Linked DNA regions of Homo sapiens: region 1 is linked to region 2. Evidence: read pairs that join two places in POLR2A ChIA-PET (ENCODE). Cell type or tissue: endothelial cell of umbilical vein. All regions are shown on one strand. Links, peaks and the distances in the headings refer to the core of each region. The heading gives the core; the rest is flanking DNA. Region 1 overlaps RFX3 (regulatory factor X3). Region 2 overlaps LOC124902110 (a long non-coding RNA gene).

The links. Peaks named below come from ENCODE experiments on the same cell type or tissue, not always from the same donor. Only the 100,000 strongest peaks of a DNase experiment are listed, where the experiment ranks them.
Region 1: POLR2A ChIA-PET joins it to region 2 with 5 read pairs; 23 of 35 experiments call an interaction of 5 or more read pairs at or near these places.

Annotation. Positions count from the first base shown.
Region 1 is chr9:3,464,682-3,481,435 of GRCh38, forward strand. All of the region lies in intron 1 of RFX3 (regulatory factor X3), which reads right to left. Among named protein-coding and RNA genes, the nearest start is that of RFX3, 53 kb to the right of the region's middle. RefSeq lists a silencer at 7,228-7,522 and enhancers at 10,921-11,070, 13,590-14,789, 13,812-13,861. In endothelial cell of umbilical vein, for the core only: no CTCF peak of the experiment used is centred there; a DNase peak (open chromatin) is centred at 7,410; H3K27ac peaks cover 282 bases.
Region 2 is chr9:3,527,516-3,543,492 of GRCh38, forward strand. The region is part of intron 1 of LOC124902110 (a long non-coding RNA gene); the gene reads left to right. Among named protein-coding and RNA genes, the nearest start is that of RFX3, 9.5 kb to the left of the region's middle. In endothelial cell of umbilical vein, for the core only: no CTCF peak of the experiment used is centred there; no DNase peak of the experiment used is centred there; H3K27ac peaks cover 320 bases.

The DNA.
Region 1 (16,754 bases), core at 5,847-8,346, 57 kb before region 2:
TGTAATGGTGGAACACAATTGTATACATCTGCCAAAACTCATCAAATTGTACACTTAAAATTGGTGAATTACACAGTAAGTAAATTATATCCCAATAAAGCTGATTTAACAAATAAAAGCAATGAAATATATGTTGAAGACTTTTATACTGGTGGGAATGTTTGATAACTTACCCATCCAAGAAACAGTTCCAATTTGTTAGATTTGAACACATAAACATGTAAATACTTAAAAAAAAAAAATTCAAAAGTTATCGGTGGAAAGGTAAGTGTCTCTCTCACCCCTATGACTTCTATGCCTTTTACCACTTAATTTATATTCACAAGCAAACAATATTGATATATAAGGACCTGTTCCTAATTAAGGTATCTATATGTTAAAGGGGTGCTTTATTAAAATAGAAGAATCACTAACTCATAACAATATGCAGGTCATTCTTTTCCAGAGGGGAACCTTCCCCAAACCCTTGCAATCTGAACTCTTTACCCCTATAAATCAAGAGTATCAGTAGTCTGACAGCATCTTAGTATCTCACTTCTAACAACCTGCCAATCCTTGTTCTAATATCTCGTGGCAAATATAAACCATTTCTTATATGTTAACCTGTTTTGCTTTTTTTCTTTTTTTGAAACAGAGTCTCACTCTGTTTCCCAGGCTGGAATGCAGTAGCATGATCTCAGCTCACCACAACCTCCACCTCCTGAGTTCAAGTGATTCTCCTACCTCAGCCTCCTTAGTAGCTGGGATTACAGGCATGCACCACCATGCCCAGGTAACTTTTTTTTTTTTTTTTTGTATTTTTAGTAGAGACAGGGTCTCACCATTTTAGCCAGCCTGGTCTTGAACTCCCGACCTTAGGTGATCCACCTGCCTCAGCCTCCCAAAGTACTGAGATTACAAGCGTGAGCCGCTGCACTTGGCCCATATGTTAATCTGGATATATTACAAGTTCAATGAAAATATCCTTAAAGAGTAACTACAAAAATCAAAGCTATTATTCCTATTATACAGGAGTTTACAGTATACAAAGAAGAGAAGGTATGCAAACAGGGCATTTTTATTAATAATACAAGATACTATATATCTCAAAATAGAGCAGTGAGTGGTAAAGATAGTAAGTATTGCTATGGTGAAAAAAAGAAAAAGCAAAAGTGGACTCAAAGGAGATAGGGGAACTTGACTATTCCTAAAAATCAGGATTTGAAAAAAAAGTGAAGGACAGCATTCTTAGCAGGGCAAAGAACAGGAGAATGATGTAGCTGTGACCATATGAACAACATTTTCAGTGGTCAGAGTAGAGACAACATATTTGAGTTGGAAAATAAGAGAGAAATACAAGATTGGAAGTACAGAATTTATTCAAACAGCATTCATTAAGTACCTATTTATGCCATGCATAGTACAGAAATGAGCAGTTTGAAAAGAAATTCCAGACTAAGAAATTTTGTCTTTTTACTCTGTAGCAGGAAAATAGAGTTCTAAAGAACTCATGGCAATTTCATATAACATTATTTTAACCAATCTTGGCAACAAATAATTTTAAATAATAGAAAAACAGAGACTCAGGAAGGTATACATATATGCTTAAGGTCATATAGCCAAAATCAAAGCAAAAATCCCACATCTTCCTATTCCTAGCTCCATGCTCCTTGTCTTGCTCTACTGGCTATATCCTTTAGTACTTTTCATTTTCTCAAGCAAATAATAAATTATTAAAAGAAAAAAATGTGATGCAATAAAAGCAATGTTTTAGTCAAATGCATATGGCTAGGTTGTACGGGCTGAATTAAAAGATGAAGAACATGGAAAAAATGAAATCTATTAGTATAGGTTGGCACAAAAGTAATTGTGGCTTTTGCCAATTACTTTTGCACTAACCTAAAGTTACTGTAATAATCTAGGAATTGGTGGTAGCAGTAGGAATGGAAGCCATTGGATAGGAGACTTTGTATAAAAAGATTCAATTAGATGTCTTATTTGAAAATACCAAGAGATTCAAAGATAACTAGGTGATTAGTAAGTAGAGCCACTGATAAAATGTAAATGTCAAGAAATGAGTCTATTTTATTGGAGAAATCATCTACTGTGGTCAAATTATTGCCCGAAGTCAAAGATATTAGATCAAACATTTTATAAGTTTCTATCCCTGAAACAGAATAATCCAGTTTACTACCATCCTTGGATCTTTTATTTACAAATACTTATCATTTTCTGTCTAGACTTAAAGCTTAGACACCACCCTCTATCCAACCCCCGGAGGTATTCATATGCATAAAGCCCAATAAGAGTTTATGCCTACTTCCTGGAAACCTCTAAGAGAAAGCTGATATACCTAAATCTAAAGAATTATATATATATATATATATGTATATACATACATATATATAAGTATATATGTATATACATACATATATGTAAGTATATATGTATATACATACATATATGTAAGTATATATGTATATACATAATATATATGTATATACGTATATAATGTATATATGTATATACATATATAATGTATGTGTATATACATATATAATGTATATATGTATATACAATATATATTATATATACATATATATGTACATACATACATATATATACATATATATACACACACACAAATATATATATGTGTGTGTGTATGTACGTGTGTGTGTGTGTAATTAAGTCTATCACTGAGCCAAGGCTTTCTTTCAAGGCATCAGGGTTTTTTGTCAGTCATAAGTAAAAGACTAATCTCTATATCATACATTAAGGCTTGCAACTGAGAAAGTATTTTAAAACCTACATAAAGATAAATCTATCTTCCCTCTTACATGAAAATTATTTCTCAAGGAAAGGTTATATTCATAACTTCTTCTAAGGTCCTGAAGAATTCCATTCACTTATGATATTAATTTATTAATGAAAATACTGGACTAGTAGCTCTTTATTAATTATAAATCAAGACATCCAACAGAATAACTAGTCTTCAAAAGAGGACAACAAAGAGGGTGAGGACCAAAGAAGAAAGAGCTAAACCCAAGTAAAAGCATATGCAACCTGGAATGGAAAGAACAGAGGACAATGCTGCTCTTTGCAATGGCCAGTAGAGGCTGCCAGTGTACAAGCACACATAGGGCTTCCCCTCCCCGCCTCCCACAGACACAGAGTTGTCAACAAAATAAGAAACATTTCCATGGTATAATATGAAGCCCAGCACTCTAGGCTCATCACAGAGCATCATGCAGCAGCAATCACCAAGTGTCCTTGCAACCATGGCTTCTGGGTATGTGTCATGGGAACAAAAGAAAGCCAGAATATTTTTTGAGTACTTCTGAAAGATGATCGCATTTAACCACTGTCTGACCAAAAGAAACTACCAATCCTATGTGATTACCTTTCCAGAAACGATGCCTCAAGTTTTACAGACATGTGAAAATGGGTATTTTCCATGAAAGATAACTCAATTTAGGGCCTTCAAAATCTTTATTTGAATAGATGTATTACTCGGCTTCTTCAAATACAGTGAATTGTTACAGCTAAAGGACTCAGTTACTGAGTACAGAGACACAATTTGATCTAAAATTTGTAAGTATCATTCTTAAATAACAAATACTAACATACTTAAAAGGAATTTATTGATATTTGGCAGTCAGGTGAGATTCTGTCCATCTGTGCCCCTCACCCAGAGCCAAAAACACAAAGACACTCAAGTACACCAAGTGGCAATCACTTTTTAAAATTCATTTCATGAATCTGCTCTACAATTTTAAGAATTATGTATCTGGCCCTTTTTGAGCTCCACAACACTGCTATTTCTTGTAGAGAGAAACTTTGCTGTCAATCACTGCTCCCTTTTGCCACGCAAATATGTGCTGCAGCTTTCACTTGTCATTCCTATTATATGTAATGTAGGCAGCTTAGCACTAAATCAATTTAAGGAACTGCAGGAGTTAAATACATACATTATTATTTTGATGACAGAAAAGGCAATGAATGTCTTGCAGCTCCATTTGCTTTCTTTGTTAAGAAAGAAAAAGCTAATTATCTGCAGCTGTCAACCATGAAGACCTAGACCTATTTAAGTCAACATTAGCCTTGGACAACTGAAAATATTTCTCAGATTTTTACCCGATTGTTTTCCTTTTGAAAAAAAAAAAAAAAAGAAAAAAGAAAAAAAAGAAGAAAAACCGCATACTTTCATTACAAAATATTAAACATTCTAAAGGGCAATGTAAAAACAAGTTGAAAAATGTAAAACTACATAGTTGTATCCCTTTTCAAAACCAATTCATTTAATATTTTTTAAAACTGCCTGTCAGTTTTTCGTAATACCCACTCTCTAATTAGTGTAGCCAAAATTTAGAAAAATGCAAAGCATCTCCAGATAAATTCATTAAAAAAACATTCAAGTGAAAGCCCAGACTATTGGTTACAATGAAACTATGTTACAGATGATCAAGGGATAAATTCTGTTCATTTATTTAACAAAAAGAGAAAGAAAGAAATACATGTCCAAAGTTGAACTGCTGCAAAAAGACAGAAAATGCATACTGAATTTGTGTTCAATGTAGGAACACAAATACGTTATGCTTCTGTGTTCATATACTATTTCATATACATTATTTTCTTTACCTACCAATCTTCTATTTTCTAGTCTAGTACCATTAGAATCTAGAAATACTTCGTTCTGAATTTTCTTTTTTCAAATTTAAGGATCAACTTGGGTATTTTTCCAGGACACCCAATAAGGATGAAAACAATATTTTCAATAAGTCAAAGATAAAGTCAATATATAAACTACGAAATCTCTCAATACTGGGTTCTAAAAAGTGCAGAAAGGTCATTATTCTTGATTGTGAACATAAATTTGTTTTGCACTTGTTTTTACTGGGTCAATGATAAAATATTATTTTCCTATTATTTTCTTTGGAACAGCTCTTCTCATGGGAATACACTTAAAACTATTTTACAATTTCACATTAAAATACTGTCCAGTTAGCTTTCAAATAATTTTTTAGACACCAATATAAATTCAACCGTACAAAATCAACAATGAAAGAAAAACAGGACATATGACCCAAAATAATTATAGTTTTAAAAATTATAGATCATGTTGCAGTGAGCTGAGATCGCGCCACTGCACTCCAGCCTGGGTGACAGAGCGTGACTCCGTCTCAAAAAAAAAAAAAAAAATTATAGCTCATGTGTAAGTCCCTAAACCAGCCTTAAAAAGGAAGCCTTTTCGAAGTACACCTAACCGACAACTCCAAGATGCTGATTTGCCACAAGCACCCCTGCAATATTCAAGGATCACTATTGTAATCCCAAGTCTCAAATGTGTTAGAGACAAGAAAGAGAAGGTCAAGAACCATTAGTATAAATAGCATAAAAATCAAACACATCTCAGATCCAAAGAATGATATGTAAAAATGAAGAGCCAGTCAGGTTTAAGTATAGACACAGACATAGCCTATGTGGTAAGTTAAAACAACAATGGTAGGTTAAAACAACAACAAAAAAACAGCATAGCTATGTGGCCACAAAATACTAAGTAAATATTTCACTGTCACAAACTAGTAACTGACAGGGCAAGATTCCATCTCAACTTTTCACAACAAAGCCCAGATTCTTTTCTTTTTTTCTTTTTCCTTTTTTTTTTTTTTGAGACGGAGTCTCACTCTGTCGCCCAGGCTGGAGTGCAGTGGTGCGATCTTGACTCACTACAAGCTCCGCCTACCGGGTTCACGCCATTCTCCTGCCTTAGCCTCCCGAGTAGCTGGGACTACAGGTGCCCACCACCACACCCGGCTAATTTTTTCTTTTTTTCTTTTTTTTTTTTAGTAGAGACGGGGTTTCACCATGTTAGCAAGGATGGTCTCGATCTCCTGACCTCGTGATCCGCCCGCCTCGGCCTCCCAGAGTGCTGGGATTACAGGCAGTGAGCCACCGCACCGGGCCAAAGCCCAAATTCTTTTCACAGCCCGATACTAGCTCCAGAGTTCTTCTCTGACATGGCTTTACATTTTCAGAAATCTGTATCTATTGTGATTGAGAGACAGTTGCTATCCTTTACAATTGATGATGCTGGTGAGATGTTATCATCTATGCATATAAACAGAGTACAACTGACAAAAGTATTAGGAGGTGATCCTTGTCTTTAAATGAGCAGGATAAGATAGATGACCTTCACAGGGCTCTTCTAGCATTCTAACATTCTATGAGTAATTTATCTTATTAAGATGTTTGGGAACAGATAAAAAATCTCTGGCTATTTCTTTTCTAACTTTCTGAAATCTGTTCAAGATAATAACTCCTACCCCATCACTATTTTACAAAAATTTAAATATAGTATCTACATTAATGTAATTCTCACAAATCTGTGATGTTGATTATTTTATACAGATGAGAGTACTGAAATTCAAAAAGATTGTGGTGCTTTGGCCCAAAGCACCAAATTACTAAACAGCAGAGCAATTCTAAAGGCAAATCTGTCCCACTCACAGCTCAGGACATTTACCCTTATATATATTAGATGCTGCCATAATAACAGCATCCATTTGTACATCACTGTACCTTTGTCACCTGTTCCCTAACTTTGTCCTCAGAACAACCCTGCAATAAAATAAGGCAAGTAATATCATTCTGGCATCATTTTACAAATAACTGAGTCTTGGAGAATTTAAATCACTTGCTCAAGGATCCTTACAGAGTAATGGTAAAGCCAAGTCTCAAACAGAGGTCTCCTAATTCCAAGTCTAGTGTTTCTTTTGTCACTATATCTGACTGTCAATTACAAGTTTGGCTTCAACATATCTTTGAAACATTTCTATGCCTACCCTGCTTAAACTTGTCTCTCTAAGTGTGAAATTCATTAAGTATAATTGAACTCATGAAAGCATTGTTTATGCCTATGTGTGGCATAATCACTTATGTTCCCAATATAGAATTACGTTTAAAATATATCTGTCTAAGACTTTTAAGAAAATTCTCACCCAGATTTTGAATGATCAAGAATAAGGTGGCTAGTTATTAGAAAAAATCCTCCTTAAATCCCAGCAAGGGGGAAAAAGGGATGCCTAATTTGGGAGTTTGTTGAATTATAAATCAGCCTTCTCCTTACATCCAATTTATAGAACAGACAGCAGTACTGCCTAGAATTCTGTCTTCACTTCTTCAGAATCTTTCTACCAAATGCACTGCGATTACTGAATGATCTTATTTAGTAAACCAGCTTCTTGCCCCTTCATTAGGTCCTAATCTAAATTATAGTATAAAGACATAGGTTTTCTACTCGTGGCTGACTTATGATAAACAGCACTGGCTGGCCATGTGGCCTGATGAGGTCCTGGGACACAGAAGGGTCTTTTTTTGGACTTTATCAGTCTTAGGGCAGGCAATTTATTTTGAGCCAGAAAAATAAAATATAATCTTAGGCCATCTGGTTCTGTAACGCACTGTATTTGTTTAGAAAGGTCACTGTTGTCAAGTTATTGAATGTTATCTCTGGAATTGACAGGAAGAGGGAAGTTTTTGAAAGAAGGCCAAGAATATTAAAGCACCGGATATTAAGGTGTAAAGCAGTATTTAAAAGCTTGGGCTTTAGTGTTAAACAGACCACAGCTCAAATCCTAGCTCCACCACTTACTACTTAAATGACCTTGGGCAAGTCACTTTCTTTCTTAATTCAATTTTCCCCATCTATAAAATCTAGATAACACACCCTAGTGAGATACTGTAATGAGAAAATGATGTAATACATATATGTCACTAGCTCATAGTTATCATTCAAAATTTATGTAATAATTATTTTCAGTATAATTTTTGTTCTAATTTTTGTTTTACCTGAAACCAAAATTTTCATTACTTTTATAAACACTTCTCCAGACAGCAAAGTATAATTCCAATACAGAATCACAATTTATACTATACAAAAGATACGGATTTAGAGCCTATCCCTAACAAAAACTTCAATCTATCGTAAGGATTTAAGCAACATTCATTTCTTTGTTAAATCAGATATGTAGCAACCATTATTTTGTCAGTGAAATGATTGAGTTACTGTGTCAGTGAAGAATGAATACTAGGCTTATCAAATCCCTATCTGAACAACTTCAGGGGGACCAATACTGCTGTTTTATTGGACAACTGCTATAGTATCCTGATGTTCCTATGCAATAGTTATTTTCTGTACATTATGTAGTTTTCTATTAATGTTGCACAGCAGTATTATGATCCAACTACTGCAGTAACGAGATGATCCAGAGTTGACTTAGACAGGCTATTCAGGCCCTTTCCTTTTGTGAGATTAGCAATGTGGTTAAAAATATAGTAATAATTAAAACACTCATTAAAAAATAGCTCAATCAAAACTCCATCTAGAATGTTGCTGAGGAGCAACAGTTTCGATTCAGCATGCCAGAGTCTGGATCGACTTATATATCCCTTAAGAATCTCAATGGTAGGCAAACACTTCACCTGTGGAATTATCTCCACACATAATTGGATTTCCCAAATCAAAGTAGGCACTATAAGCCAGGGCAAAAGCTGCAGTCTTAGGCTAGAGAAGAAGATTTCCATCTGTTTTCTACTTCAAGTATTAGCTGCTACAGAGTTTCCCCTTTGGTGTCATAATAACAGGCACATATTTTTCATATGAACTACTGGGTTCTCTTATTTCTCCACAATACTGAACTGAGAGATCTGAAAATCACTAAAAACATATTTCTAACTCTGGGGTCTAGCCAAGAAGACTACCTACAGACTAACAAAAGTCTAAAACATGCGTACTGAATTAGGGGTTATAAAGATAAATGGATCCAAGAAATATATAAGCCTACATAGAATAATACACATGAGAAGCTCTCTTGATCAAGCTTCACTTACCCAGCTTGCTATGTAAACCCACATTGTTCATTTCCTCTTTAACCATACTGACAGATGCCCACAGAATACTGAAAACTCACAGCCTGCAGGAGTCTCTCTAGCATGCCCCTCAACACTTCTGCTCCCAACTGCTGAGCTGTATATTCACTCAGAACAATATTTGTTCCAAAACCTCAACAGGGGAGTTTTATTGTTATTGTAATTAGCTAATTTAATTAAATATCACATAAACCATAAAAGCAAAAATAAAAGGTCTTGTATCTTTAAAAACTAAGTCAAACGCATTGAAAAGACTTGATAAAGGCAAGTCACTGCAAAATACTGCTGTTGAAATAGGCAAAGATAAGAGAAATATTTTTAAACCTGGGAAAAATAATAAAATATAGAATATAATGTTTCTGAAAATGTAGCATGGAAGCCAAGCATAGAATACTGAGCCCCACCTTCCATAGTTTCTGATTCAGTAGGTCTGGAGTAAAACCAAAGAATTTGCATGCTATGAAATTCCCATGATGCTGAGGCTGCTGGGCTGGGAACCACACTTTGAGAACCACTGCTCTGCAAGTGTCTCAATTTTTTAATCTATATTAAAGAAATAAAGCATAAACTGGATATGACTTGTTATAGATGTAGATTTATATAAGACTTGCAGTTCCAATCAGCAAGCCTATATTGAAAAAAAGGCCCTTGGTCCTAGTCACAAAAACAGTCTATTTATACATTTTGCACATTTCAAGTTAAAATGTTAGTGAGAAGTATGCAGCACTTTTTATGACCTACTGTTTTAACTTTTTCTATTAACAGTCAAACTACAAGAACCAATCTCATCAGAAAAGATCCCTTGTCAAATACAGACTATGAAAGTACCACTGAAGTTTCAAAGTTCCTTTACCTACACCATTTGCAAGAAGGAAATTCCGTGATTGTCTCATTGGTTATAAGACTTCCCCGAAACACAAACTCATAGAAGCTCATAATATCAATGACGCTTTTAAAATTAAAGTTAAAAGGTTTAGTATCACTGTCTCCAATTTATAGATGAGATTACTGACTCAGAAGAAACATATCTAAAAGTAAGTCAGCCAACAAGTGGCAGCCAAGACTCTGAATACAGATTTGTCTCCAGAAACAGTGCTTATTTGCCCAAACCACAAAATATTGCAGTATAATCTTTAAAAGAATCAAAGACAGGTTTGCAACAATACACCATTAGAACCCTAATCAATCTAAATGTCTGTGAAACAGAAAATGACCAAACTAGCAGCCAGGTATGGTGGCTCATGCCTGTAATCTCCGCACTTTGGGAGGCCAAGGAAGGAGAATCACTTGAGGCAACCAAGAGTTGAAGACCAGCCTGGGCAACACAGGAAGATCCCATCTCCACAAAAAGTAAAAAATTAGCTGGGTGTGGTGACACATGCCTATAGTCCTAGCTACTCGGGAGGCTGAGGCAGGAAGATTGCTTGAGCCCAGGTGATCTAGGCTGCAGTGAGCTATAATTGTGCCACTGCACTAACAGCCTGGGCAACAGAGCAAGACCCTGTCTCCAAAAAAAAAAAAAGAAAGAAAAAGAAAAAGGAAGGAAGGAAGGAAGGTAGGTTGCCAACTATAAACAGTTATAAATGGATGCTTATAAGCATTATATCTTCATCTTGAACACTGTAGGGTCCAGCCCCACAGGGTCAGTGGGTTTTTCTCCCCGTGTGCAGAGACGAGAGATTGTAGAAATAAAGACACAAGACAAAGAGATAAAAGAAAAGACAGCTGGGCCCGGGGGACCGCAACCACCAAGACGCAGAGACCGGTAGTGGCCCCGAATGCCAGGCTGTGCTGTTATTTATTGGAAACAAGGCAAAAGGGGAAGGGTAAGGAGTGTGAGTCATCTCCAATGATTGACAAGGTCACATGAGTCACATGTCCACTAGACAGGGGGCCCTTCCCTGCCTGGCAGCCAAGGCAGACAGAGAGAGAGGGAGAGAGAGAGGACAGCTTATGCTACTATTTCTGCATATCGCATATACAGCGTATGCAATAGCATACGCTATTATTTCTGCATAATATTACAATATTGTTTCTGCATATCAGAGACTTTTAGTACTTTCACTAATTTTGCTACTGCTGCCTAAAAGGCAGAGCCAGGTGTACAGGATGGAACATGAAAGTGGACTAGGAGGGTGACCACTGAAGCACAGCATCACAGGGAGACAGTCAGGCCTCCAGATAACTGTGGGCAGGCTTGACTGATGTCAGGCCCTCCACAAGAGGTGGAGTAGAGTGTCTTCTCTAAACTCCCCTGGGGAAAGGGAGACTCCCCTTCCCAGTCTGCTAAGTAGTAGGTGTTTTCCCTTCGCACTGACGCTACCACTAGACCACAGTCTGCTTGGCAACAGGCATCTTCCCAGACGCTGGCGTTACCGCTAGACCAAGGAGCTCTCTGGTGGCCCTGTCCAGGCATGACAGACGGCTCACACTCTTGTCTTCTGGTCACTTCTCACTATGTCCCCTCAGCTCCTATCTCTGTATGGCCTAGTTTTTCCTAGGTTATGATTATAGAGCGAGTATTATTATAATATTGGCATAAAGAGTAATTGCTACAAATGATTAATGATACTCATATATAATATATATAATATATACATATAATTCATATGATATTCATATATAATCATGTCTATGTAGATCTAGTATAACTCTTGTTGTTTTATGTTCTTTATTACACTGGAACAACTCGTGCCCCTGGTCTCTTGCCTCGGCATCTGGATGGCTTGCTGCCCACAGAATATAATCATAAACATCATCTATAAGCTGAACTTATTAAGTGCCAAGAGAGGATCATCAAATATAGGGCACTGGAAGGTAGCTAGTTTATCAGCATTGATGCAAAGTTTAGTATTTATGGACTGCTTGAAAACAGGGGAAGAGATGAAGTAGCTCAGTGACAGCAATCACCATTAAGATGATGCCATTAAACCAAGTCAATTTTAGAAACTAGAGGCACAGACAAACAGCACCTTATCTCTGCCTTATAAGGTAGTGATGCATTCATGTTGTATTATAAATTCCAGAAGAGAACCATATCTGTAAAACTATGAAGGAATCCATCTTTTATGTATCATAAGCCCATCAATACAACTTTATAAGAATTGCTTTATTCAGTTGTGTTTTAAATAACTGGAGAAAAAAATGTTACAAACAAAAACGCATTTATTGGAATTGACAGGAAGAGGGAAGTTTTTGAAAGAAGGCCAAGAATATTAAAGCACCGGATATTAAGGTGTAAAGCAGTATTTAAAAGCTTGGGCTTTAGTGTTAAACAGACCACAGCTCAAATCCTAGCTCCACCACTTACTACTTAAATGACCTTGGGCAAGTCACTTTCTTTCTTAATTCAATTTTCCCCATCTATAAAATCTAGATAACACACCCTAGTGAGATATTGTAATGAGAAAATGATGTAATACATATATGTCACTAGCTCATAGTTATCATTCAAAATTTATGTAATAATTATTTTCAGTATAATTTTTGTTCTAATTTTTGTTTTACCTGAAACCAAAATTTTCATTACTTTTATAAACACTTCTCCAGACAGCAAAGTATAATTCCAATACAGAATCACAATTTATACTATACAAAAGACATGGATTTAGAGCCTATCCCTAACAAAAACTTCAATCTATTATTCAATCTATTTGTACATGTCTTTCATAATGCCTGTAGTTACCTTTAACCATTCCTCTTTATTTCTTCACACGGATTAAAATTTACCATTAAGTGTCCTTTCATTTCAACCTGAAAGACTCCCTTTAACATTTCTTAGAGTTCGTGAGAATCCTTTCAGTTTTTATCTATTTGGAAACGTCTTAATTTCACTTTCAGTTTTGAAGAAAAGTTTAGCTAAATAGAGAATTACTGGTTGACAGTCTTTTACTTTCAATGTTGAAAATGTCTTCTAGCCTCCAGGGTTTCTCGTAAGTCAGCTATTAAGCCTATTGAGGATTCCTTGTAACAAGTCATTTTTCTCCTGCTACTTTCAAGATTTTTCTTTAAATTCAACTATGATGGGTCTAGGTATGGATCACTTTGGGCTTATTCAACTTGGATTACAGTGAGCTTCTTGGATGTGTAGCACAGAGTAATATTTTTCAGCAAGTTTGGAAAGTTTTCTGCCATTTTTTTTTAAATATTCTTTCTGCCTCATTCTCATCTTCTGGGAATCCTATAATGTCCATGTTGGCACAACATTTAATGGAGTCACATAAGTCTTTTGAGACTCTGTTCATTTTTCTTTCTGATCCTCACATTGAACAATCTCTATTGACCTAACTTCGAGTTAAAAGATTCCTTCATTTGCCAATTTATATCTGTTGTTGAGCTCCTCTAGTGAATTTTTCATTTCAGTTATTATACTTTTAAGCTCCAGAACTTCCTTGTTTTTTAATAATTTCTATCTTTATTGATACTCTTTCTCTGGTGAAACACCATTCTGATGCTTCCCTTTAATTCTTTAGACATGGTTTCATTTAGTTCTTTGAATGTATTTGTAATAGCTAACTTAAAGACTACAAAGTCTAAAATCTAGGCTCCCACAGGGACTTTTTTTGTTCGTTTTTTATTATTTGTCTCTGTGTGTTTTATTTCCTGTTTCTTTGCATTTCTCAATTTTTGTTAAAACTGAACATTTTAGGTAATATATTTTAACAAATCTCATATCAGATTGCTCCACATTATTCCCCTAAATTTTTTAATCATCAGTGTGTTGTTTTTCTTGATGCTGATTCTTTAGTACTTTCATGAACGAATTTTACAGATCCTGTATTCCCCGTAGTGTGTGGCCACCGAGTTCTCTGCTAGAACTTTTTTTTTTTTTTTTTTTAGGATCTTGTTTTTATTTGTAAGCCTGGCTTCCAAGAAGTCATACCTGGACCAGTAAAATGTAGTAGTCAACCAATGATCATTTAAAAGATTTCCTTAAATGCTTTGCCTATATGTCTTCTACCTTTTGCCAAAGAAATCTTCATGAGAAGTCATACCTTCAAACTTCAGGAAGCTTACAAATAGCACTGATTTTCACTTCCTGCTTACACAGTGCCTCAAGATCAGTCAGAGGTGACATTCTCCTTTCCCAGGTCATTTCCGGGCATGTGTACAGACTTGCACATTGTACAGCCTTTTAAATACCCAGGAATATGCCAGAGCTTTCCAAAGTTCCCTATAGTTGGCTAGTTCTCCAGACTTTCCTTTTAAATTCCTGGCCAGATTCTTCCTTTGCCTCAACTGAAATCACAGCCTTAGGCAATTGACATTTTGCCAACAGTTTGCTATTGTTTCAGTAATGCCCTGGGGGTAAGCTTTTTCTTCCCCCAACTGAGCTGAGTTCAGAGTCAAATCAAATATCCAGCCACTCTCTCTGAAAAGAGTTTTCCCAGGGAGCTGCAAGTTGGGACAAAATATTAACTGTGCTCTGGGGATAGTGCCTTCAATGGGGCTCCAGAAGTGGTCAGCTCTCTCCATTGTCTGCAATACTGCCAGCTTTTAGCTACACCACTAAGCTGGAGAGAGAGATGAGAATAACCCCAAGTTAAAATATCGCAGACCCCACTGGTCTTCCCAAGATTCACTAGTTTTCTCTTGGACAGATGATTTTCAATTCATACTCCTGCTTAATTGCCAGAATTCTAAAATGGCTGATTTTCATTATTTTACCCATATTTTTGTTGTTGTATAGGCAGCACAAATTCACTGAGGCCCTCACTCCACCATTCTGGAAGTTGATCAAGTTCTGTAATATTCTGAATTTATAATTTTCAGGACAAAAAGATCTTAACCAAAAAAAACAAACCCTCACTTAGTTTGATTTTTTAAAAATATACTTAAAATTTTTAGATCACTGATTCTTATCTCTAATAGAAACTTATGAAAAAAATCTGTATTTCAGTACTTAAATGAGAGTGAAACAGATCTGTGAGACAGGAAAAAATAAACTGCATAAACAATTTATCACATCTTTCCTGTTAACTAATATGTGAATCATCAAAAACAAAGGTGATTACTGGTCTCAGAGCCACTCTCAGTCCTAAACGGCCTCTCAAATCTTTTGGGGACAACAGAAACAAGTAAAAGTGAGGAGGAAAGCCTAGTCCATCTTGTCTTACTTGGCTGACTGAGGCCAAAACCAACTATACTCTGATAGTAAGAAATTTTTTTAAAACCACAGAAAACTGGAAGTGGGAAATCGACAGAAAAGAAGAATCAGATACTTGACTTAGGAGGCAACCCTATCTCTTGAGATTTCTCTGAAGAGACTCAGAACAGAGATTGAGTTTACCTCAGATTCACCCAAGTATAGGCCAAAATCGCGGGCTTCTGGAAGAGAAAAGAGTTGTTCATTACTATTTCTCTTTTGTTAGCTGGTATTGGCAAGCCAAGGAAAGACCAAAACTGTCAAGGTAGGCCGAGAAAAGTAAACATCTTTTAGCAAGGCTTTTATTTTCAAGAATATTGTCGCATGTTTCTTTTGCTTTTCTTTTGTTGTGTAACAAACCACCCCAAAACTTACTGGCACAACAACCACCATTTTATTTGGTCATAATTCTGCAATCTGAGCAGGGCTCAACTAGGCAGTTCTTACAGTCATCTTGCTGGTGGTCATTCATACTACTGCTTTCAGCCAGCAGGTGAGAAATGAGATCAGCTAGGATACTAGCATGGCTAAGCATCTCTCTCCATGTAATCTCAGAAATTCTCCCTCTCCATGTGGCCTCTTTTCCACTGGGTCTCTCTAGGAGAACGGTCAGATTCTTACATGATGATCCTCTCTCTCGAAAACACAAAAGCATAAGTTGTCGGGCCTTTTTGCACCCAGACCTGGAAGAGCTTTAATCCCTTTGCATTCTCTTTGTTAAAACAAGCTACAGGCCCAACCCAAACTGAAAGGAAAGTGACTTCACACGAGCATGAATGCCATCAATGTAATAGACAACTAAAACATTCAGGCCAATGTTCAGATGACTGGAATGGACACAACCACAAGAAACTATAAAATGGCTAAAGCTTGAAGACTGAGCAATTATAGTCAGATTCTATTCTCTGTTCTTTCCCACAATGAGAGTCAATCTACGTTCACCAGGAATCTTAATTATAAGTGGAACCTGTTAATCACTTAAAAGCCATATGACCTTAGACAAGTCAATTAATCTCTCTAAGCTTCAGCTGCTGTATTGTAAAACAGGAAAAATTATACATGCCCTGCCTGTCTTAGAGGAACGCTGTAGAATAAATAAGAGCTTTGAAAGCTGTAAACTGCTATACAAATATAAGGAAATATTATTTAGCTGACAGGATGGTAAGTATAATCAACCTAGCTAGGCTCCATTCTCCTCCCTATTAATAAAATTATAACCATCATCAATTACCCTATATGCTAAATGACTACCACAGCAATATTATATATAATAGCAAGCTAAAATTACATTATGTTTTGTTACTATGAAGAATAATAACACTAACTACAATTTATTATTGTCCAATTATATGTCAGGTGCTGTTGGTTACTTTGGATAATCTATAACCCTTACAATAACTCAATACGGTAGGTATTATCCCTCATTTACAAATAAAGAAACTGACACTTGGCTACTTTAAGTAACCTGCCCATAGTTACACAGCCAGCAAATGAAAAATCCATTCTTAGCATCTAATGCCTAATAGGCACTTGATAAATATTTGTTGGATAAATTAAAGAACAAATAAAGCCAAGGCTATCTGGCTTTAATGCAACGTTGTTCAAATATATCAAAGGATTTCTCTCTCACAATCCTTATTTTTATATACAGCTATTAAAACTGTAATCATAGCAAACACATCTAACTAACATGAACAAT
Region 2 (15,977 bases), core at 187-2,686:
CTCATGTAATCCCAACAACACCAGTGTTAGGTAATATTCGCATTTGAGGAAAAACAGGCCGAGAGTCCTAAAAGTCGGTGGTTTTAGTTTATGGCTGCGTGCCATAGAATACAAGGTTACCTTGTTTTAGGAACCAGCTACTTTGGGTACGTTTTTAAAAGTAATATTGTTGCCTTTGATAATCTCATGAGTTAGAGATGTTCTTACAATAATAATGTGTTGCAGTAGTGAACAGTGGTGAGCCTAGTGCTAAAGCTAAAAGGTTTCCTGACCCACTGTGGTAGTAAGGGCTTCTAGTCAGACAAATGATTGTGTGGTGACCAGTGTGGGTCCCATTTGACATACAGATGGGAAATGAGGTATACGTTCCAGCTTTATGAAAACTGGTAGTCGTTATGAATATTCTCTTTATTATATTTACTGATAAAGTCCTCATTCCTATAATGGTGTGTAGGGCTGTATGTTCACACTACATGGCTCTCTGAATAGCTTTGTTTTTTTAAATTCCATTGTCTGTTATAGTTTGCCTGTCCCGTCTTTCATTGTCAGCTGTTGCTTTTTATTTTTGTCAGTGAACATAGTTCTATTATCCTTACCGCCCTTTTAATTTATTGCTCTTAATCTGCAGGCAAGAAAACCACATAGTGAACCTTGTGCAAAACTGTATCTCAAGAGTATAAATAGGTACTTCGAGGGACTATTAAAAAATAAGTGCAACCCTTGTGCTAGGACATTATAGAATCAGTTTTAAGCTGCTTAAATTTTTTTTTTTTTTTTTTTTTTTTTTTTTTGCCTTACAGATTTGGTCTTTTCCAGAGTTAGGAATAGATAAATTTCCTGAAGTTAATTCTTGAAAATTTAGAATTTAGAATATTTTCCCATGTTTTAGGATACTTGATGATGATACAATTCTAACCATATTGAGGTTAATATTTGAAATGTTAGTGTTACTGCCTGATAGGGTTTGGCTTTGTGTCCCCACCCAACTCTCATGTGAAATCGTAATCCGAAAGTGTTGAAGGAGGGGCCCTGTGGGAGATGATTGGATCCTGGGGGCAGTTTCTGATGGTTTAGCACCATCCCACTAGTGCTGTTTCAAGAGTGACTTCTCACGAGATCTGCTTGTTTAAAAATATTTACCACTACCCCTCTCTCACCTGCCACAATGTGAAGAAAGTCCTTGTACCCTTCGCCTTCCGCCATAATGGTAAGTTTCCGTGAGACCTCCCAGTCATGCTTCCTGTTAAGCCTGCAGAACTGTGAGTCAGTTAAACCTCTTTTCTTCATAAATTACCCAGTCTCCGGCAGTTCTTTATAGCAGTGTGAAAAGGTACAAATACACCACCACACTGAATCAGATGACCAAGATACCAGTTCAAGCTATAGAATCGAAAATACGGATTTTATATGCATGTATTGTTTAATACTGTAATTAGTTACAAAAGAACCCAGAAACCTTTTAACCCATAGTTATTGCTTGTAGGATTTTTTTTAGCCATTTTTTAAAGCTGCATAGATGCATCTTCACATATGTTGCATGTATGTTTCAGAAATAAATTATTTGCTAAGAAGTCACAGAAAAGACCCAGTATTGGACCACTCTAACAGTTATCACCTATTATAGTGCAAAACACACTGTGTGATCAATAAAAAAAGGTACATAACCAAGCTAAAATTGGGCAGACATAGTTCCTGAATGTAAAATGTTCAACATTATCTATTAATTTAGAATGTTGTGTTTTAACTTGGATTGTTTTTTTCTCTCCGATCAGAATGATTGGAAGAGACATGGAATAACACATTTGTATCTGAACTACTTGAAGAAAAATCTGAAGCCCTGATGATATATATAGATTGTGTATTTCATAAGTTACTTTAACACATTCGTAGTGGTAGATTTCTGTATTATCTATTAGAGTGTTTTTGCCTATTCATATCTACTCCATATTCAAGGACTAATAAGTTATTTCATTATTATACTTTAAAAAAGAAAGGATGCATATGAAAAGATAAAATAGTGCTATGTGATAGGCTTGCTTCTGAAAAATAGTATGAGAGTTTGAAAAGTAATGTATGCTGTGGCACCTTATTGTTGAATTTGTGGTGAATCTTTTTATGAGAGAAATCACACCTGTTTTAAATTTTTTCATTTGATTATATCCTATTTTCTTCAATTGAGAGAGAGATGTAGAGTCTTGGGTTCTCTTATATAAAATGAATGGTTTCATTTGTACCAATATTTATTGAGCACTTATGTGGAATACTGGATAATTTTATTACTCGATTGCTAATTCCCTTTACTAGATCTGAAATTCTGTGGATATGTGATAATTATTTAAAAATGATAAGAGAGTGATAGGGGCCAAGGTAATTCAAAACTGAACATAATTTGCCACTATTCTCTGGAGCACCCTCAAGCCTCCCTATCCCCACCTAAAGTATGATTTGGTTTTGAAAACAGTGCAATAATTTTTTCTGGTAGATTTGTCTTTCTGTGTTTTCTTTAAGTAATACAAACCAGCTGATTACTCGGCAGTTCTGAAGAGTGTGTGTGGCTATGTGTACACACGTTTGTGTGCATGTGTATGTCTTGGAATTACATTTTTACTCCAGCACAGAAAGATGATTATAGAATCATAAGTTGACTACCTTTGCTTAACACCAAATTACCTTTTGATGTACACATGCAGCTTTAAAAAAAAAAGTCTGGGGCCGGGCGTGGTGGCTCACGCCTTTAATCTCAACACTTTGGGAGGCCGAGCGGGTGGATCACCTGACATCGGGAGTTCGAGACCAGCCTGACCAACATGGAGTTACCCCATCTCTACTAAAAATACAAAATTAGCTGGGTGTGGTGGCACATACCTGTAATCCCAGCTACTTGGGAAGCTGAGGCAGGAGAATCGCTTGAACCTGGGAGGCAGAGGTTGCGGTGGGCCGAGATCGCACCATTGCACTCCACCCTGGGCAACAAGAGCAAAACTCGGTCTCAAAAAAAAAAAAATAGTCTGGAAACAATTCAAATGTATATCAATAGGAGGATGGGAAGACAAATTGTGGGCCCAGCACAATGACTTAACACCTGTAATCCCAACACTCTGGGAGGCCAAGCCATGAGGATCACTGGAGGCCAGGAGTTTGAGACTAGCCTGAGCAACATAGCGAGACTCTGTCTTTACAAAAAAAAATTAAAACTTAGCTGAGCATGTTGGCACATGCCTGGAGTCCCAGCTACTTGGGAGGCTGAGGCAAGAGAATTGCATGAATCCAGGAGTTCAAGGTTGCAGTGAGCCGTGATCACACCACTGTACTTCAGCCTGGGTGAGAGCAAGACCTTGTCTTTAAAAAGTAAAAGAGTAAAACAAATTGTGATACAGTCATACGATGGAGTATTATTGAGCAAGTCAAAGGAAAGGACTGCTGATACAACACGGACAAATCTCAAAAACATTGCATTTGGCAAAAGAAGCCAGACACAGAGTACATAGCATATGAATCCATTTATATAAAATTTAAGAACAGGAAAAAGTAATCTGTGTTTAGTATCTTCTTATGGCAGAGGCAGTAGGTTGGGATTTTAGTGGAAAGGATTATGAGGGAACATGGTAGGATGGTGAAAATGTTCTGCACTGTCTCAGCTGCACTAATGACATATAGCTATTAAAATCTATTAATTAAAACAAAATTCATTTCCACTGTCACATTAGCTACATTTTAAATGTTCAATAGCCACATGTGGCTACTGCCTACTAAGTTGGACAGTGCAAATACAGACTTCTGTTATCTCAGAAGTTCTACTAGAGAGTTCTAGTCTAGACCTTGTTTTATGCACATGTTTACATTTTTCAAAATTGTAATTAATATGCATTGTATGCCAGTAATACCTGCCCCCAAACCCTATAAATCATTAATAGAATTTTTATTACTCTATTTTAATCTACTAATTAGCCCATGTTTTCCATAATATTTTTGTTCAACCCTGGGGAGAAAGGATAAATAGTAAAATTCTTGGCAAATTTTCAAATATGTAATTGTGACATACAATAGATAGCATTGATTTTCCGCTCCAAAAAATGAGTTCTGCTGCTTTATAATTTTGAATGCATCTAGAAACAAGAAATTTCTTTTGAGGGCTTAAAGTGAACTCTAGATGAATACAGAAAAAATTTTTTCTATTGGAATCAAGTATCTTAAACGTGGCGATCATACAACCTTCTTCTAAGGTAACACTTAAGAGCGTTTTGGGAGATTTTGGTGCTAGCTCTATGACTAGGTTTAGAAAGTCAAATAAGCTCGGTAGGTAACACTTCAGACTCAAGCCTTTTGGAAGTAGAAGAAAACTAAGTTTGTAAGTGAAGGATAAAAAGACCTGAATGATCTCAATTCTAAAATTCTGATTTTAATGGATTTTAAGAGATGGAATACCAGGTGAATTGATTCAAAATATTAAATATATGTGTTTATATAGTACTTCAGTGAAATTAAGAAAAATTTTTGGTGGAGTAAGTACCTTAATAATGTTAATAAATATTTCTACCAGTGTTTTTTAAGACCTTTGTGAACCCCAAGTAGATTTTTACAAGACAATGAACTTTAACTGTTAAAGATTAATTATTATAAATGAATCAGCAGTTCATGTCAATAATATGTGCTGGAAAGTATTTTCTCAATTATTGTCAATTATATATAAAAAATGATTTTATTTGATCCAAATTCTTTAACTGCCAAATTCTTGTTTTCTTTCTCTCTCTCTCTCTCCCCCTCCCTCTCTCTCCCTCTCCCTCTCTCTCCCTCTCTCTCTGCCCCCTCCCTCTCTCCCCACCTTTCCCTCTCCCTCTGCCTCTCTCTCTTCCTCTCCCTCTCCCTCTCCACTTCCTCCCTCCCCTTCCCTTCCTCCCTTCCTCTACCTTTTTTTTTTCTTATAATGTAATATGTAGTCTGGAGAAAACATCTCCCAAGTTCTGTTGGGCCATTCTCCCTATTGGAAGTATACTAATAGTATCTGCTCACTGGAACATGCCATATATGTCACCTGCCCCACATACTGATATCACAATAATATGTAAAACCTTCATTTAAATTGTTTTTGAATGTGTATATCAATTGTTACAGCATATGACTGAACTTTTTTCATCCTTAAAAATTTTTTTAAGCAATATGACACAACCACTAATGAAGAAAAATAAAGATTACTGATTGACATTACATGTATTTGCCTCTTGATGCCTTGTTTGTTTTGAAAGAGAGAATTTACGTGCGTGCAATATTTTTCCAAAAATTTTTTTTTAGCTTACTAACATTTTTGTTTTGAGGGCAGGGAACAGAAAAATACACATTTTACAGTGGGGTGTTTAAAACACTTGCCCGCAAGTACTGTTTGAAATGTTATGTGGTACTACTGTCATAAAAGAGATTAAGGGCCAGGTGCCATGCCTTACACCTTTAGTCTCAGCACTTTGGGAGGCCAAGCCTGGGCAAGAAAGACACCCTGTCTCTACAAAAAAATGAAAAAATAAATTAGCTAGGCATGGTGGTGCGTGCCTGTAGTCCCAGCTACTTGGAAGGCTGAGGCAGGAGGATTACTTGAGCTCAGGAGTTCAAGGATGCAGAGCCATGGTCACACCACTGCACTCCAGTCCCGGTAAAAGAGTAAGACCCTGTCTCAAAAAAAATTTAAAGATTAAGGCCATTTTAAAGACTTGGTTTGAAGACTTCCAACCCCATATAATATTAAACACATTAAAATACATCCACATCACATAAAATATACATGACTAAAAATTGAGTTTAAAAATGACAATAATGGTATGTTTTGTAGACATTAATTACATAGTTATTATTTGCCACTTTTCATATTTTGAAGTCAACTTTTTTTTTTTAGATCCCCAACATTTTCAAAAGACCTTGAGAACTGCATAAATCCTAAGCATAGTGATTGATGGATAAAATGGCCCTGAAATAATAGTGGCAAAAGTGAATTTAAAACAATTTGTTTCTTAGGCTTTTTTTTCCTTCTTCCTATAAAGGGAGGGATTAGTTAATAGATCCACTGAGATCATTATAGTGAACTTTGTGCTAGTTTCACAAAGATCAGAAAAAACTAATAAAAGGGTGATTACTTAAGTGTACTTGAACTCATTACCCTAATTTGGCACTACAACCTTCATTAAAAATTGATATACTTCATTATGAAAAAATAAAGACAGTTGGATTTGCTTTATAGGGTTATCTTACTTGTAACTTCAAATGTGTGACACAGTAATTATAGACTACTTGTTAAATGTTACATCATTTTTCACCCAGAAGTAACAACCTTTAGAGGAAAAACACTAATTTGTTTGAAGATTGATAATAGACAAGAAATGTTAAGTGAATAATAAGATTATAGAAAACTGTATGACAAAGATTTTTTATAGGGTTAAACATGCCTATTTTGAAAGTGGATAAGTTTAAGATTAAATTCCTCCTTAAATGAAATAAGTAAAATTGCATAAAATATCCATATCATTTTCTTTTGAGGCAGTACTGTCTCAATGACCCTACAATGAAATACAAAGAACTGACTTTCTGGAAAAGCCAGAAACCATCAGCGTCTAAGGAACCAGCTGCAGAGGTGGCAGAATTGAATGATGTATATAATAAGTGGATCTACACTGGAGCTTAATCTAGGTGGAAGTTCTTCTCACTGCTGAGAGCACATTAAGGAAGTATCTATTATAAGAGTAATTTCTATAAGACTATTTTTAAGTTAACTTAGTTGTACAATTAAAACATAACTTGTTAGCATCTCTTGAAAAAGCCATACCTCTGTATTTGACAATCATCTTTGGAAAAGAAACAAAATTCTGAAAGTTTATTGTAGACTTCAAAAGATATAACGCTTACCTGCCAGAAACAGGTAAGACAGGCTGGAAGTTGTAATAACTTTTGGAAAGGAAGTTGACAGGAACGTTCCTCGAATATCCACAATCTTAATCTCATGTCAACTATAATGAAGCCATGTAAAGGTGAGAAAAGGAAGAAACATTATCATAATCTACCGAGATGATTACTATGATCTTTTTTTTTTAAAGTATTGTGGTCTCATGGGTTGATTGGTTTTTGTTTGTTTTTTCGTTTGCGTAGAATGAGCCAAAAGGAACAGGGAAGCACTAGTCCTAGAGGTAAGATATGGTTAAGACTTGGGTTAAGGCTATAACTAGGAATAGTGAGAGAGGATATATTCTAAAAAATACAGTGGAGGAAATGTTTACAGTACTTGAAAATGTCAAGCATGGTCAATTTTCTAATACTTACTGAGGACCGGCTATCTCTGCTATACTAGTTATTATGGACACGTGGAGATAAGGAACAAGGAAGAGTGAAAGATACAAAAGAACTTCCTTGTTGTGCCAGATTATCTTCTATTTGTGTCTCCATATTCACTCTTGACTCTTTTTTACCCACCTTTCTAGAAAGCTGACCTTCATGCATTCTGACTACATCATTGCTTTCTGGCTGCCAGTTGGTTTCCATCAGTGGGCAGCACTGGCAGGAGATTGGAGACGTGGAGAGAGGAGAGTAAAGTCAGGTTTTTTATTACCCTGTCTCCTACCTTGCAAAGTTGCTTCAAGATAGCCATATCCATTGACTTAAGAATTCTGATAAAGGCTCTTTCCCCTCTTTAGGCTTATGGGTAGTAACAGTTCCACTGCTCTCTAGGTTACTGCACCATTCTTTCAGTTTCTCTACACCCACATCTTGGTAAATAGGTCCTTTGTACTTAAATTCGCATCAAATTGCCCTCTTTCTAGTGTATCATCTGTTTCTTGTTGGGACTTTGATAACACTAAATAAACTCACAGACTGAAAAATTTTGCTTGAGTTGCCATAACAAAACACTACAGACTGAGTAGCTTAAACAACAGAAATTTTTCTCACACTTCAAGAGACTAGAAATCTGAGATCAAGGTGTCACTGCTTGACACCAAGAGATGGTCTCTTCTGAGGCCTTTCTCACTGGCTTGTAGATGTCCATCTTCCCCTTGTATCTCCACATGGTCTTTCCTCCGTGTGTCTGTGTTCTATCTTATCTTCTTATAAGAACATCAGTCATATTGGATTAGGGCTCACCCTAATGACCTCATTTTAACTAAATTATTTCTTTAAATATGCTACCTCCAAATACAATATGAGGCACTACTGGTTAGGACTTCAACATATGAATTTGGATGGGACACAATTCAGTGCATAACAGACTAGTTGAGGAAGAAAGGCATAAGATAAATGAGAAAATAATATATCAAGATTATGAGTATAGGTATGAATATAAGAAAAGGACAATATTGGACTTACTCTGAGCAGAACATTAGGAAGGGGAAAAGATAAGACTTTTTTTTAATAAGCAGTTTTATAAATATGCAAATTTCAGTGACAGATTCAAGTAGAGAGGCACATACAAAAGAAGTCCCATGAGCTAAGAACTATCAGACCAGGAGACTGATCTAGGAGCCATGTAAGTAACAGAATAACAATAATTACCAACATTTATGAAGCATTCTGACAGATTATTAGTTACCTGCTCCCCTTCTTTTATGAAAACAGAATTATTCATGTTTTGGGCTGAGCCGGAAGACTTCCTTTCCTGGTTTCCCTTAAAGTTAGATGGAGTCTTATGACTAAGCTCTTGTCAACTAAGTGTTCACAGGGCCACTTCAAAAAAAATTTAAGGCAGATTGCTTAAGTCCTTCACCCTTTCCCCCTCTAATTTTCATCCCCTTCTCTATCCCATTGTTTAGAAGAAGGATGCCACCAAGCCACACACATGGAGCAACAGAGTAGGAGACTAAGACCATAATGAGTGTGAGGCTACTACACTGGTCTGCATTATGTTTACATGAAAAAGAAACATCAATCTTGTTTTCTGTCTCACAGTTAATCCTAATTAACACAAACATTTTCTATGTACTAGGTACTGTTCTCAGTTTGTATGTATTATTTTGCTTAATCCTGTAGCAATTCTATATGTAGATTACCATTATTATCCCCTATAAGGAAACAGAGAGATTAAGTAATTTTCCCTAGACAGCACACCTCATTTTTGCTGAAGTTAGGTCTTGAACCAGACTAACAGACTATGACTACGGAGTCTGCCTTCTTAACTGCTATGTTGAACTACCTGCCTCTTGTCTCTAATCCTACACCCAACCCTTTTGCATCTAAGAAACATAATTTTTTTGTTTTTTTTTTTTTTACTTTTTTTAAATTATACTTTAAGTTTTAGGGTACATGTGAACAATGTGCAGGTTTGTTACATATGTATACATGTGCCATGTTGGTGTGCTGCACCCATTAACTCGTCATTTAACATTAGGTATATCTCCTAATGCTATCCCTTCCCCTCCCCCCACCCCACAACAGTCCCCAGTGTGTGATGTTCCCCTTCCTGTGTCCATGTGTTCTCATTGTTCAATTCCCACCTATGAGTGAGAACATGCAGTGTTTGGTTTTTTGTCCCTGTGATAGTTTGCTGAGAATGATGGTTTCCAGCTTCATCCATGTCCCTACAAAGGACATGAACTCATCCTTTTTTATGGCTGCATAGTATTCCATGGTGTATATGTGCCACATTTTCTTAATCCAGTCTATCATTGTTGGACATTTGGGTTGGTTCCAAGTCTTTGCTATTGTGAATAGTGCCGCAATAAACATACTTGTGCATGTGTCTTTATAGCAGCATGATTTATAATCCTTTGGGTATATACCCAGTAATGGGATGGCTGGGTCAAATGGTATTTCTAGTTCTAGATCCCTGAGGAATCGCCACACTGACTTCCACAATGGTTGCACTAGTTTACAGTCCCACCAGCAGTGTAAAAGTGTTCCTATTTCTCCACATCCTCTCCAGCACCTGTTGTTTCCTGACTTTTTAATGATTGCCATTCTAACTGGTGTGAGATGGTATCTCATTGTGGTTTTGATTTGCATTTCTCTGATGACCAGTGATGATGAGCATTTTTTCATGTGTCTTTTGGCTGTGTAAATGTCTTCTTTTGAGAAATGTCTGTTCATATCCTTTGCCCACTTTTTGATGGGATGGTTGGTTTTTTTCTTGTAAATTTGTTGGAGTTCATTGTAGCTTCTGGATATTAGCCCTTTGTCAGATGGATAGATTGCAAAAATTTTCTCCCATTTTGTAGGTTGCCTGTTCACTCTGATGGTAGTTTCTTTTGCTGTGCAGAAGCCTTTTAGTTTAATTAGATCCCATTTGTCAATTTTGGCTTTTGTTGCCATTGCTTTTGGTGTTTTAGACATGAAGTCCTTGCCCATGCCTATGTCCTGAATGGTATTGCCTAGGTTTTCTTCTAGGGTTTTTATGGTTTTAGGTCTAACATTTAAGTCTTTAATCCATCTTGAATTAATTTTTGTACAAGATATAAGGAAGGGATCCAGTTTCAGCTTTCTACATATGGCTAGCCAGTTTTCCCAGCACCATTTATTAAATAGGGAATCCTTTCCCCATTGCTTGTTTTTGTCAGGTTTGTCAAAGATCAGATGGTTGTAGATATGCGGCATTATTTCTGAGGGCTCTGTTCTGTTCCATTGGTCTATATCTCTGTTTTGGTACCAGTACCATGCTGTTTTGGTTACTGTAGCCTTGTAGTATAGTTTGAAGTCAGCGTGATGCCTCCAGCTTTGTTCTTTTGGCTTAGGATTGACTTGGCAATGTGGGCTCTTTTTTGGTTCCATATGAACTTTAAAGTAGTTTTATCGAATTCTTTGAAGAAAGCCATTGGTAGCTTGATGGGGATGGCATTGAATCTATAAATTACCTTGGGCAGTATGGCCATTTTCACGATATTGATTCTTCCTACCCATGAGCATGGAATGTTCTTCCATTTGTTTGTATCCTCTTTTATTTCATTGAGCAGTGGTTTGTAGTTCTCCTTGAAGAGGTCCTTCACGTCCCCTGTAAGTTGGATTCCTAGGTATTTTATTCTCTTTGAAGCAATTGTGAATGGGAGTTCACTCATGATTTGGCTCTCTGTTTGTCTGTTATTGGTGTATAAGAATGCTTGTGATTTTTGCACATTGGTTTTGTATCCTGAGACTTTGCTGAAGTTGCCTATCAGCTTAAGGAGATTTTGGGCTGAGACTATGGGGTTTTCTAGATATACAATCATATCATCTGCAAACAGGGACAATTTGACTTCCTCTTTTCCTAATTGAATACCCTTTATTTCTTTCTCCTGGCCGATTGCCCTGGCCAGAACTTCCAACACTATGTTGAATAGGAGTGGTGAGAGAGGGCATCCCTGTCTTGTGCCAGTTTTCAAAGGGAATGCTTCCAGTTTTTGCCCATTCAGTATGATACTGGCTGTGGGTTTGTCATAGATAGCTCTTATTATTTTGAGATACGTCCCATCAATACCTAATTTATTGAGAGTTTTTAGCATGAAGTGCTGTTGAATTTTGTCAAAGGCCTTTTTTGCATCTATTGAGACAATCATGTCATTTTTGTCTTTGGTTCTGTTTATATGCTGGATTACGTTTATTGATTTGTTTATGTTGAACCAGCCTTGCATCCCAGGGATGAAGCCCACTTGATCATGGTGGATAAGCTTTTTGATGTGCTGCTGTATTTGGTTTGCCAGTATTTTATTGAGGATTTTTGCATCAGTGTTCATCAGGGATATTGGTCTAAAATTCTCTTTTTTTGTTGTGTCTCTGCCAGGCTTTGGAATCAGGATGATGCTGGCCTCATAAAATGAGTTAGGGAGGATTCCCTCTTTTTCTATTGATTGGAATAGTTTCAGAAGGAATGGTACCAGCTCCTTCTTGTACCTCTGGTAGAATTCAGGTGTGAATCCATCTGATCCTGGACTTTTTTTGGTTGGTAAGCTATTAATTATTGCCTCAATTTCAGAACCTGTTTTTGGTCTATTCAGAGATTCAACTTCTTCCTGGTTTAGTCTTGGGAGGGTGTATGTTTCCAGGAATTTATCCATTTCTTCTAGATTTTCTAGTTTATTTGCATAGAGGTGTTTATAATATTCTCTGATGGTAGTTTGTATTTCTGTGGGATTGGTGGTGATGTCCCGTTTATCATTTTTTATTGCATCTATTTGATTCTTCTCTCTTTTCTTCTTTATTAGTCTTGCTAGTGCTCTATCAATTTTGTTGATCTTTTCAAAACACCAGCTCCTGGATTCATTGATTTTTTGAAGGGTTTTTTTTGTGTCTCTATTTCCTTCAGTTCTGCTCTGATCTTAGTTATTTCTTGCCTTCTGCTAGCTTTTGAATGTGTTTGCTCTTGCTTCTCTAGTTCTTTTAATTGTGATGTTAGGGTATCAATTTTAGATCTTTCCTGCTTTCTCTTGTGGGCATTTAGTGCTATACATTTCCCTCTCTACACTGCTTTGAATGTGTCCCAGAGATTCTGGTATGTTGTGTCTTTGTTCTCGTTGGTTTCAAAGAACATCTTTATTTCTGCCTTCATTTCGTTATGTATCCAGTAGTCATTCAGGAGCAGGTTGTTCAGTTTCCATGTAGTTGAGCGATTTTGAGTGAGTTTCTCAATCCTGAGTTCTAGTTTGATTGCACTGTGGTCTGAGAGACAGTTTGTTATAATTTCTGTTCTTTTACATTTGCTAAGGAGTGCTTTACTTCCAACTATGTGGTCAGTTTTGGAATAAGTTTGATGTGTGGTGCTGAGAAGAATGTATATTCTGTTGATTTGGGGTGGAGAGTTCTGTAGATGTCTATTAGGTCTGCTTGGTGCAGAGAGCTGAGTTCAATTCTTGGATATCCTTGTTAACTTTCTGTCTCGTTGATCTGTCTAATGTTGACAGTGGGGTGTTAAAGTCTCCCATTATTATTGTGTGGGAGTCTAAGTCTCTTTGTAGGTCTCTACAGACTTGCTTTATGAATCTGGGTGCTCCTGTATTGGGTGCATATATATTTAGGATAGTTAGCTCTTGTTGAATTGTTCCCTTTACCATTTTGTAATGGCCTTGTCTCTTTTGATCTTTGTTTCTTTAAAGTCTGTTTTATCAGAGACTAGGATTGCAACCCCTGCTTTTTTTGTGTTCCATTTGCTTGGTAGATCTTCCTCCATCCCTTTATTTTGAGCCTATGTGTGTCTCTGCACATGAGATGGGTTTCCTGAATATAGCACACTGATGGGTCTTGACTCTTTATCCAATTTGCCAGTCTGTGTCTTTTAATTGGAGCATTTAGCCCATTTACATTTAAGGTTAATATTGTTATTTGTGAATTTGATCCTGTCATTATGATGTTAGCTGGTTATTTTGCCCATTAGTTGATGCAGTTTCTTTCTAGCTTCGATGGTCTTTACAATTTGGCATGTTTTTGCAGTGGCTGGTACCGGTTGTTCCTTTCCATGTTTAGTGCTTCCTTCAGGAGCTCTTTTAGGGCAGGCCTGGTGGTGACAAACATATTTTTTAAAGCTGTAGTCTAAACAAGAGAATCTTGAATTTGGGACAGTTCCACACAGTGTACCAGGGAAAATAGCTTACATGAAAAAATTTGGTAAAGATTTCTATATAACTGTAATCTTATTTTCTTTCTTATTTTAGTCTAAATTTTGCCTAAGTTGCTTTGTCTTTTGAAATACTGATAATGTGTTTCTTTCTAAAATTAATTTTTAAAGAAGACTTTACTCTGGAGACCCTCTTGTGGAGGCTCTCTGTAAATCTAAAAGGCAGTCTCTTCCTAGTTATCTGACTGTGATCAGCCCCATAGGGCAAGGTGTTTTCGATCTGTGCCACAAAGGGCCTTCCCTTGGCCATATTCTGCCAGAGTCCTTCTCAGAACCCCAGCTGGGATAATCTTTGGTGCAATCCAAGGACAACTTCTGCACTTAATTGTCAGATTTCTCTTGAGAAAGACTCAGCTCTCAGTCAGGAATCAGTCCTTATGGTGACAGTCTCTGTTGCACTCCCCTTAGCAGCAGGAGAGCTTTAAGAGTGTTACAGGGCTTTGTTAACCCCTCTCTTATAGAAACTGGAGAAAAAGGGATTTTAAGGGTGTCTTGATTTTTTTTTTTTTTTTAGTGTTTAGTAAGAGGAAAAACTGGACCTGGGATATTGTTCTATTCCCTTCCCATCTGGCCACATAAAAGGTTTCAGAAAGGCCATCGGATCTACTTGGAGGATATTAATGCATTAAAATTCTCTAAAGAAATGAGGCATTAAATAAGGAATCCATTTATCCACTTGAAGTAAGTTCAGAAGGAAGAACACAGAAAACTACAGACCTATGATATCTCTCACCCAATTTACTTTCAGGCTATAAGTAATACTGATAATCAAGAACAGCTTTATTAGGAAGAGATTTTGAAATCTATTCCAATACATACTGTGGTTTTTAATTTCTGCTTCTAACCAATTTTTTCAGCTAACAAAGGTATTGGAATAGTACATTTATGATAATCAGTATTGTTGTGCCATCCTGGGGATATAAAAGAGTTCTTAATCCTTTATTAAAATATAATTCACATATAATAAATTCACTCCTATTAAGTATACAATTAGATAAATGTTAGCAAAGTATGCAGTCATTTGACCACCACCGCAATCAGATATTGGACATTTCTATCAACATCAAAATCTTCCTTGTGCTTTTGTAGTCAACTCTCTCTTACCAATTACCTCACCCCATCCCCAGGAAAACTTTGATAAGCTGCCACTATATTATTCCTTTAACTAGAATGCTACATAAATGGAACATACAATATTTAAATTTTGCTGGGGGGTGGGTGCTGTGGCAGAATGTTTCTGACATTCACCCATATTGTTGTGTATATCAATAATTCATTTGCTTTTATTGCTGATTAGTATTCCATTGTATGGATATACCAGAGTTTGTTTCAGATATTTGTTATTATGAATATTGCTACCATCATTATATATAAGTGTTCTTGCCACAATAATGCTGCCACAATTCATGTATAAGTGTGCCTGGAGATAGATGTTTTCATTTCACTTTTACAGACGCCTAGGAGTGAAATTACTGGGTCATATACCAAGTGTATGTTTAAGAAATTGCCAAAATGCTTTCCTAGTGCCTTTATCATTTTGTATTCCTCCCAGAAATGTGTGAGAGTCCTAATTGCTCCACATCCTTGCCAACTTTCATTGTGGTTTTAATTTGTATTTCCCTAATGACTAGTAATGTTAAGCTGCATTTCCTGTGTTATTGACTTGTCCCATTTCTTCTTTTGTGAGATATCTGTTCATGTTTTACCCCCTCCTTTTTTTTTTTTTTTGTTTGTCATCTTCTTCTTGGATTATAAAAGTTCATATATTTTGGACACAAATCCTTCATCAGACATACATATTTTGCAAATATTTCTCCCAGTGTACGGCTTGCCTTTTTACTTCCTTGAAGGTATCTTTCAAAGAACAAAGACTTTAATTTTGATGGTCTAATCTGTTAATATCTTTTTTTATTGTGCCTTTTTTGTTTTACCTAAAAAGTCTTTGCCTAATCCAAAATTTATCTCATCTGTTTCCTTAACACAGTTTTATTATTTTTGCTAAGTTTAGGTCTATGAGAGGTTTTGAATTAAGTGGTGTGTAAGATATGAGATAAGGATTAAGGTTCACAACTTTCCATACAGATTGTTTCATATCCTATTGTTTCAGCACCATTCATTAAAAAGACTACTGGTCTCCACTGAATTCCCTTTCTATCTTTATCAAAAATAAGTTGTCCCTATGTATGCGGTTCTATTTTGGGATTCTCTATTCTGTTCTATTGATATGTTTGTCTATCTTTACCCCAATACCACACTATCTTGTATACTGTAAATTTATAATTTTGAAATCAGGGAGTATTTTTGTTTTTCTTTTTAAAGGTTGTTTTCTATATTATAAGTCTTTTGTGTTTCCATATGAATTTTAGAATCAATGATTTGGGTTAACATTGTGTTGAATCTACAGAATAATCTGGTAAGAACTGACATGTTAATAATA